Linked DNA regions of Homo sapiens: regions 1 and 3 are each linked to region 2. The links are chromatin contacts, found by Hi-C in ENCODE. All regions are on one chromosome and are shown on one strand. The core of a region is the stretch at or near the end of the contact, and the rest is flanking DNA. Distances in the headings are between cores, read along the strand shown. Region 1 has its middle 14 kb from the start of NCOA3. Region 2 overlaps PREX1 (phosphatidylinositol-3,4,5-trisphosphate dependent Rac exchange factor 1). Region 3 holds the start of LINC01754 (long intergenic non-protein coding RNA 1754).

What was found. Hi-C counts contacts between places; a loop is a spot of excess contacts on that map. Pooled maps may share reads with other maps.
Region 1: a map with no recorded cell type shows a loop between it and region 2 (10-fold over the local background). The contact joins two enhancer-like sites. A Hi-C loop is called at or near these places in 3 of 37 single-sample maps with no recorded cell type and 4 of 50 pooled maps.
Region 3: a pooled map shows a loop between it and region 2 (4-fold over the local background). The contact joins the promoter of LINC01754 here to the enhancer-like site in region 2. A Hi-C loop is called at or near these places in 3 of 37 single-sample maps with no recorded cell type and 2 of 50 pooled maps.

What each region holds. Positions count from the first base shown.
Region 1 is chr20:47,486,428-47,489,127 of GRCh38, reverse strand. No RefSeq gene overlaps it. Among named protein-coding and RNA genes, the nearest start is that of NCOA3, 14 kb to the left of the region's middle. RefSeq lists silencers at 1,154-1,213, 1,234-1,283 and enhancers at 1,494-1,543, 1,574-1,903, 2,504-2,573. Within about 2 kb of position 1,332, at least 9 of the 41 ENCODE cell types and tissues checked have a DNase peak (open chromatin) inside an H3K27ac peak, as active enhancers do.
Region 2 is chr20:48,787,552-48,790,374 of GRCh38, reverse strand. The region is part of intron 1 of PREX1 (phosphatidylinositol-3,4,5-trisphosphate dependent Rac exchange factor 1); the gene reads left to right. Among named protein-coding and RNA genes, the nearest start is that of PREX1, 39 kb to the left of the region's middle. RefSeq lists a silencer at 78-177 and enhancers at 1,057-1,156, 1,257-1,316, 1,897-1,956. Within about 2 kb of position 1,539, at least 9 of the 41 ENCODE cell types and tissues checked have a DNase peak (open chromatin) inside an H3K27ac peak, as active enhancers do.
Region 3 is chr20:47,410,814-47,413,672 of GRCh38, reverse strand. LINC01754 (long intergenic non-protein coding RNA 1754) reads left to right here and starts at 1,529. Exons shown (of 3, transcript NR_146496.1): 1 at 1,529-1,603. RefSeq lists an enhancer at 719-878.

The DNA of each region.
Region 1 (2,700 bases), core at 83-2,582, 1.3 Mb after region 2:
CAGGCGTGAGCCACCGCATCTGGTCTATATATATATACATTTTTGTAACACAAAATAAGGCCTATTATACACACTGCTTTATCTCTTTTTTTTTTTTTAACTTAAAGTATCTGGACCCCATTCTCCATGATGTGCTTATTTCACATTGCATGCCTGTAACAAGACATCCTGTATACCCCATTGATATATACACCTACAATGTATCCACAACTTCTTTTAAAAGTAAAGTATCTGGGAGATCTTTTTTAACTGTTGAATGTTAAGCAGCTTCATAATGTTTCACTGGCTACATGGTATCCCATCATATAGAGTTTCGGGGGCATTTAAAGGTTGGCTGACTCCAGCCCTGGAATAAAACACTTCCTTTTTTAAAAAATGAATTCGGGGACCAGGTGCGGTGGCTCACACCTGTAATCCCAGAACTTAGGGAGGCCGAGGCGGGCGGATCACCTGAGGTCAAGAGTTCGAGACCAGCCTGGCCAACATGGTGGAACCCCGTATCTACTAAAAATATAAAAATTAGCCAGGCGTGGTGGCGGGTGCCTGTAATTCCAGCTGCTTAGGAGGCTGAGGCAGGAGAATTGCTTGAACCCAGGAGGCAGAGGTTGCAGTGAGCCAAGACCGTGCCATTGCACTCCAGCCTGGGCAACAAGAACAGTGAAACTCCGTCTCAAAAAAAAAAAAAAAAAAGTAAAGAAAAGAAATAGTGTTTTAAAGTGATGACAGTAAGCTTATTTGAGAGGACAAACCCTCTATCAATGATTTAGTACTTACAGAGTAGGAACATGGAAGGAGTAGCCATGTTGGGGCATGCAAACAGTATCTATGCCAGAGGTGAATGTATAAGGCAAGTTAAGATTCTAGCTTTAAAAAAAATAAAAATTTGCCAGGCGTGGTGGCTTACGCCTGTAATCCCAGCACTTTGTGAGGCCGAGGTGGGCGGATCACCTGAGGTCAGGAGTTCAAGACCAGCCTGACCAACATGGAGAAAACCCGTCTCTACTAAAAATACAAAATTAGCCAGGGTGGTGGTGCATGCCTGTAATCCCAGCTACTCGGGAGGCTGAGGCAGGAGAATCACTTGAACCTGGGAGGCAGAGGTTGCAGTGAGCCGAGATCGCGCCATTGCACACCAGCCTGGGCAAAAAGAGCAAAACTCCATCTCAAAAAAAAAAATATTTTAAACCTTCTGGCTATTATCAATCAACTACATTGCAAACCTGTTAAGGATGTTACTGTACATGTCAGTCATGATGTCTGCCCCACTTACCCACAGACCCTTCTAAAGACAGAGCAGAAGTCACCTTCTTTGGTACCATGTGACTGGCAACTTCTGCTCACACCACAGCTGATTGTGTCAGACATGGGCATCAGCCCCAGGGGCAGCCAATGCATGGGCAGGGCAAGTGATTTATGAGATAGCTGGACCCAGAATATCTGGCCCAACAGGAACCAGGTTGACCTGTGAGATTGCCACCTGGGATGCATTTAAATTAGAAACTCCAGAGTAAATCAACTTGTTAAGAAAAGGATTTGAAGCTGAAGGTATAAAAGATATATGAGACAGGAGGGAGTAGGGTGGGAAATGAAAGAACAGAAACTGAATATTCAGAGCTAGGGGGTAGAGAAAAGAAACTAAAAAAAGCGCAAAGGTGGTCAGTTTCCAGCAATACAGCAGATTAGATAGCCTGAAACACTCAACCCCACCCGCAAAAACATCTGGAAATTCTGAGTAAAAGATAACAAGTACTCTTTTAAATGAATCACAGGGTTCACAGGAAAGAAAGGGAAATCCCCCATGTCAAAAAACAAAAATGGAACTGAAACCCAACCGGTAGTGTGAACTGATAGATACTATGCCAGAGGAGGAGGTGTCACGGGTCTCAGAAAGCAAAGACCTCCTAATGCAATGCAAATACAAGGGCAGGAAATCAGGCCTTGGGGCTCATGTAATCCAAAATTACAATATAGAAATCATCCTCCTGGAGCTAGGAGTCAACCCAGCAAGCAAAGGCGTACTTTCAGATAATAGCATGTTTGCACAAAAACCATCGAAAGATGAGCTAATAATTATTAAAGACACAAAAGAAGGTACCAAAATATGCAAACAGAATAATATCATAAAAAACAAAAAAAAACAAAAAACAAGCAGGTTTGATAAAGAACCTGGCTCAGGCCTGTAATCCCAGCACTTTGGGAGGCCGAGGTGGGCAGATCACGAGGTCAGGAGATCAAGACCATCCTGGTTAACACGGTGAAACCCCCGTCTCCACTAAAAATACAAAAAAATTAGCTGGGCATGGTAGCAGGCACCTGTAGTTCCAGCTACTCGGGAGGCTGAGGCAGGAGAATGGCGTGAACCCCAGAAGCGGAGCTTGCAGTGAGCCGAGATCGCGCCACGGCACTCCAGCCAAGGGACAGAGCGAGACTCCATCTCAAAATAAATGAATAAATACATAAATAAAATAAAAACTAATTTCTGGCCGGGCACGGTGGCTCACGCCTGTAATCCTAGCACTTTGGGAGGCCGAGGCAGGTGGATTGCCTGAGCTCAGGAGTTCGAGACCAGCCTGGGCAACAACGGTGAAACCCCGTCTCTACTAAAATACAAAAAATTAGCCAGGCGTGGCAGCATGCGCCTGTAGTCCCAGCTACTCAGGAGGCTGAGGCAGGAGAATTGCTTGAACCCGGGAAGCAGAG
Region 2 (2,823 bases), core at 290-2,789:
ACTTTCGGGGGAGGCTCGTGGAACTTGAGGTTGCTTCTGAAATAGAGAGGTGGTTAGACTGGGTCAGCCCTAGAATGGATTTGACAACTTACTCATCATATTGTTAGCTGACACTTACCAAGCACTTAGGATGCATCCGGCTGTGTCCTGAGCATTCTGCATTCATTAACTGACTTATTTCTTCTGGCTGCCTTGATGGAAGTGTTCCTATTGTCCCATTTCACAGTCCAGGAGACTGGGGCACAGAGAGGTTTTGTCACATGCCCAGGGTTCCTCAGCGAGGAAAGGCTGAGCCAAGTCATGAACCAGCAGTCTGACTTCAAAGCCCACACTCTTAACTACAGCACTCTACTACTTCTTTGCTAATGGGTTCATTCAGCATATTGGTTGAGCACCTACTACGTGCCAGGCCCATTTTTCTCCTTCTTTCCTCCCCTTCTTCACTTCATTCTTTTTCTCCCTTCTTCTTTCCTCCTTATCCATCACCCATCCATCTCCCCACCCACCCACCTGTCCATCCATCTGTCCATCCATTTGTCATCCGTCCGTCTGTTCATCTGTCCGTCCAGTATTTCCTGCAATATACTCATTTCAGTATCAGTCTTATGATTTGTATAATATTCAAATACCAGTCACAACATTGTCTATATAATATTTTTACTCAATCTGAACCTCCTCCCTTTTTAAAAACTTTATAGTCTCAGCTTAATAATGTTCATGAAATAATGGTTTTGATATGATAGCCATAGTTACTCATATCAACATAAAAATACTCATTTCAAGTGGCTGCGTGGGGGCTGGCTGATAGCCTGGCCCTGCCACAGACAAGCTGTGTGACTCTGGGCAGGTGACTCCGCTCCCTTATCTATAGCACGGGGAGACTAATGATACCCACTGCTAAGGGTGTTGTATTAAATGAGATAACCATATGAACGTGCTTAGAGCAAGCCCACTGGCCCATCCTGAGCTCTCAGCAAGCCCTGACTGTTGATGATGTTGTTATTACCATCATTATTACTCAGAAAACCTCTGTGGTGAGGAGCAGAGTCAGGGCCTGAGGCTCTGCAGGTTGTCCCGTGATGAAGGTGGATGGAGATGTTGAGGAAGCAGATGGTAGATCGCACTGTGAAGTTGGGTGAAGCTGGGAACCTTCCATGACATTGGAGGAACTTGTTCCATTCTGAATTGGTGGTTATTTGGAAGGGGTAGACATGGCCGAACTTTGAAGGTTCTAGCTAAAGTCAGGGTTTTATTTAATCCTTGCATGGTGGGGCTCAATGTGTGAGTGAGTGTCTTAGTCTATCTTCTGTTGCTCATAACAGAATACCTGAAACTGGGTAATTTATAAAGAAAAGAAACTTTCTTCTTACAGTTATGGAAGCTGAGAAGTCCCAGGTGGAGGGGCCACATCTGGTGAGAACGTTCTTGGGGGTTCTAAAGAGACTCGAGGCAGTTTAGGGAATCACGTGGCAGGGGGGCTGAGCACACTAACACGCCAGCTCAGGTTTCTCTTCCTCTTCTTACAAAGCCACCGGTTCCACTCCCATGATACCCCATTCATCCATTAGCCCGTTAATCCGTGAATGCATTAATTCATTCATGAGGGCAGAGCCTCTTATGAGCCAGTCACCTCTTACAGGCCCCACCTCTGAATCTTGCCACAGCGGGTATTTGTTTCCAACACATGAAATGTGGGGGATGCCTTCAAACCATAGCAGTGACTGAAAACCCAAACCAGTCAGACTCATATAAGAGAAGAAGTATAATAGCCCATGAAGCTAGACCTACAGCTTCAGGTAGAGTTTGATCTAGGGGCTCAACGTACAAAGAATTGGCTTCATCCTGTGCTCTGTGTGCCTCAGGTGGGGGATGAGCAACACCTTTCAAGCAGCATCAGGGTACTTTACGGTAAAATGAGGGAATAGAAGCTGGTGGCCAAAGAGCTGAAGCCTGCCATCATCCTCAGGGCCAGAGCTTCTTTGAAAGAGGGGAGCTTCCTGTTTGAGGGTGGTAGGTGGGCATTTGGGTCCAAGCTCTGTGTTCTGCTACTGAGATTTCTGAAGGACATTTGAGGGCTGCTTTCATGACTCATCTTTGAATGAATTCACTCACCCAGGTTACATCATATCTCCAAACATCTGCCTCTATCCTGCAAAAGGCTCGAGGACACTGCCCGCCTGTTCCCTGGGTGGTGGGGCTTTCTTAGCAGCAAAATGTTCCCGGCTTACAGAAAACTTCCCACGGGCCTTTTAAATCCATCAAGTGAATTACAAGTTCAATTTGGGTTTGCACACATTCTCTCATGGTCCCCCGCTCTAGGGCTGGATGTGGCTGATTCCTGGGTGCGTTAATCTCGAAGCCTCCGCCATCTGCAAGTGAAGTTTAGCTCCCACATCGGCAGTTTTCCTGCCTTGCCTTTGCTTGTGTATATGTGACTTCCCTAATTTTGAGGTTTCTTAAAAACAGAGAAGATAAAACAAACCACAGCCATATTTCCCTCCTCCAGCATCTGGTGGCCACTTGTAATTTGTAATGTTGGGGAAAAAAAGTGTTTTGATCATTTTTCAAAATTAGACTTAAAAAATGTATCATTGGGTGTTCCTGTGTTAAAAGTTTGTTTTTTCTTTTCAGAACATTTTGCAACCAGACTTCTTTAGGGGTTTCCTTAGTCCTTCTTCTGTTCTCCAGATCAGCTTATAAAATTCCTTGCAAAAATGTTTTTTTGTTTTGTTTTGTTTTTTGTTTTATGGTTGCTTTTTTTTTTTTTAATGTAAGGGGGAAGACGAGGGTTTTCGTCGTCCTGCTTACATAAATCCATAATGT
Region 3 (2,859 bases), core at 280-2,779, 1.4 Mb after region 2:
GTTTGTTTTTTTTTTTTTGGAGACAGGATCTCTGTCTGTCTGTATGATTGATGGAGACCTGGTTTTTCCCATTCAGCAACTATTCGCCCCCCAAATCGTGACAACAGCACCCGATTTCCCTTCCCCACCTTCAGTCCCTGTGGAATGCATGGGGTGCCTCAACTGCCTCTGTTCAACAGGAGACACATGAGCCAGCATTGTGTTTGAGCTGGCTCGAACTAGCTCACTAGAGCTGATGGGACATGACAAGAGTTCTGTAAACCGGTTGACACTACATTGGTAATTGAAATCGGCTATGGTTTCAAGCTAATGGGGGTACTTACATCATAGAAATCAGGAAACACTACAAATCAAAACTTTTATTTTCTCAAAAAGACTATTGTTAGACATTTATCAACACACCACTGCGTTTAGCTCAGATCTGGTCAATCAGAGGGCCACAGCTTCCTGGCCGTAGAGCAGGACTGGGCACAGAACTCAAGCAAGACCATGAAAGTCAGCTCAGGTGTTAGAAAGGATGCTCTGTTCTACTGGGGCTCCTGGACTGGTAGGATTAAGCCCACAGTTGTGAGAAGCCACTAATAGAGGATATAAGGTGTAAGGAACTAAAAGATGGTGAAAGTTCAAGTCCTGTTGACATTATTTGAGGCCCTTGATTCAGCATTGCCTAAAACTAGAATGTCCCCTGTGCTACAAGCCAGTACATGTACTACATTCTCTTTCTAGCATATACTGCTGGTGCCCTATAGCAAATCCCCTTGGCCTGCTTCTGAGATTAGCTACAACTATGATGGACAGGCTGGCAGCTCCCACCTCACACACACATCTGTTTCTCTTCTTCTTCTTCTTCTTTTTTGAGAGAGTCTCACTCTGTCACCCAAGCTAAACTGTAGTGGCGTGATCTCAGCTCACTGCAACTTCCGCCTCCTGGGCTCAGGTGATCCTCCCACACTAGTCTCTTTTTTATTATTTTGAGATGGAGTCTCATTCTGTTGCATAGGCTGGAGGGCAGTGGGGTGATCTCGGCTCACTGACACCTCCACCTCCCAGGTTCAAGTGATTCTCCTAACTCAGCCTCCCAAGTAGCTGAGATTACAGGTGCAAGCCACCACGCCCAGCTAATTTTTGTATTTTTAGTAGAGATGGGGTTTTGCCATGTTGGCCAGCCTGGTCTTGAACTCCTGACCTCAAGTAATCCACTTGCCTCAGCCTCCCAAAGTGCTGGGTTTACAGGCATGAGCCACCGCATCTGACTGTTTTTCTTTTCTCTTGAGGCAAAGTCTTGCTCTGTTGCCCAGGCTGCTGGCAGTGGCATGATCACAGCTCACTGCAGCCTCAACCTCCTAGACTCGAGCAATTTTCTCACTTCAGCCTCCTGAGTTGCTGGGACCACAGGTGCACGCACCACCCCCTGGCTTTTATTTTTTTATTTTTTTTATTTTTTGGCAGAGACAGTGTCGCCTTATGTTGCCCAGGCTGAACACCTGTGTCTCTTAACCTAAGAGCTGTCTCCAGCACAGGATGCAAGACAGCCCCAAAAAAGTGTTAGGGACTTAAAGCCACCAGAAGCTTTTCTTAACCAATGGAATACAGGAGTCAATGGGTAAGTACCCCAGCTTCTCAGTTCCCTGGAGGGACAATTGTGATTTGGGGTTTTTTGGGTTTTTTTCCTACCTACATCAAAAAAGGAATGCAGAAAATATGTCCACCATATATTCTACAGCTCAGGGAATTTTTTTTTAAGACTGGATGAGGGCCAGGCGCGGTGGCTCACGCCTGTAATCCCAGCACTTTGGGAGGCCGAGGCGGGCGGATCACAAGGTCAGGAGATCAAGACCATCCTGGCTAACACGGTGAAACCCCGTCTCTACTAAAAAAAAATACAAAAAATTAGCCGGGTGTGGTGGTGGGTGCCTGTAGTCCTAGCTACTCGGGAGGTTGAGGCAAGAGAATGGCATGAACCCGGGAGGCAGAGCTTGCAGTGAGCTGAGATCACGCCACTGCACTCCAGCCTGGGCGACAGAGTGAGACTCCATCTCAAAAAAAAAAAAAAAAAAAAAAGACTGGATGAGGCTCTCTAACCCAGATGCATACCAGGTTTTGAGGCTCAGAGCTTAGTGAAACTAAGCCTTGTGTCCCACAAAATTCTGATGCTCATGCAAGAAATATCCAACTGGGGAGGATACTCTGTCCGTGGACTGATTTGCCCAGGCACAAATTCAGGCTGAAAATAGCAAACTAAAGTTAGCCGAGATGTTCTGCCTTGTGGCCTCCTTCAGGAACATCCTGTCCAGAGGAAAGGATATTTAAGGAGAAAGGAAGCAGCACAAGTTCGACTCAGCCAAGAAACAGAGGAAGGACATCCCAAGCACGAAGTGGGGCACCAGTCTGTGTTCCAGCGAGAGGTGGGGGATAAACAACCATGAAACATCTACTGTGTGTGTGTATTCATGTATTTTACAGATATTCTCTTCTCTCACTTTGTCCTTTATGTTTTTAATTTTCCTTAAACTTCTTGTTCTCTCTGTTCACTTACACATTGGTTTTTGTTTGTTTGTTTGTTTGTTTGTTTGTTTGTTTTGGGACGGAGTCTTGCTCTGTCGCCCAGGCTGAAGTGCAGTGGCATGATATCAGCTCACTGCAACCTCTGCCTCCGAGGTTCAAGTGATTCTTCTGCCTCAGCCTCTCAAGTAGCTGGGATTACAGGTGCCTGCCACTACACCTGGCCAATTTTTGTATTTTTAGTAGAGATGGGGTTTCACCATGTTGGCCAGGCTGTTCTCCAACTCCTGACCTCAAGTGATCCGCCCACCTTGGCCTCCCAAAGTGCTGGGATTACAGGCATGAGCCACTGCACCC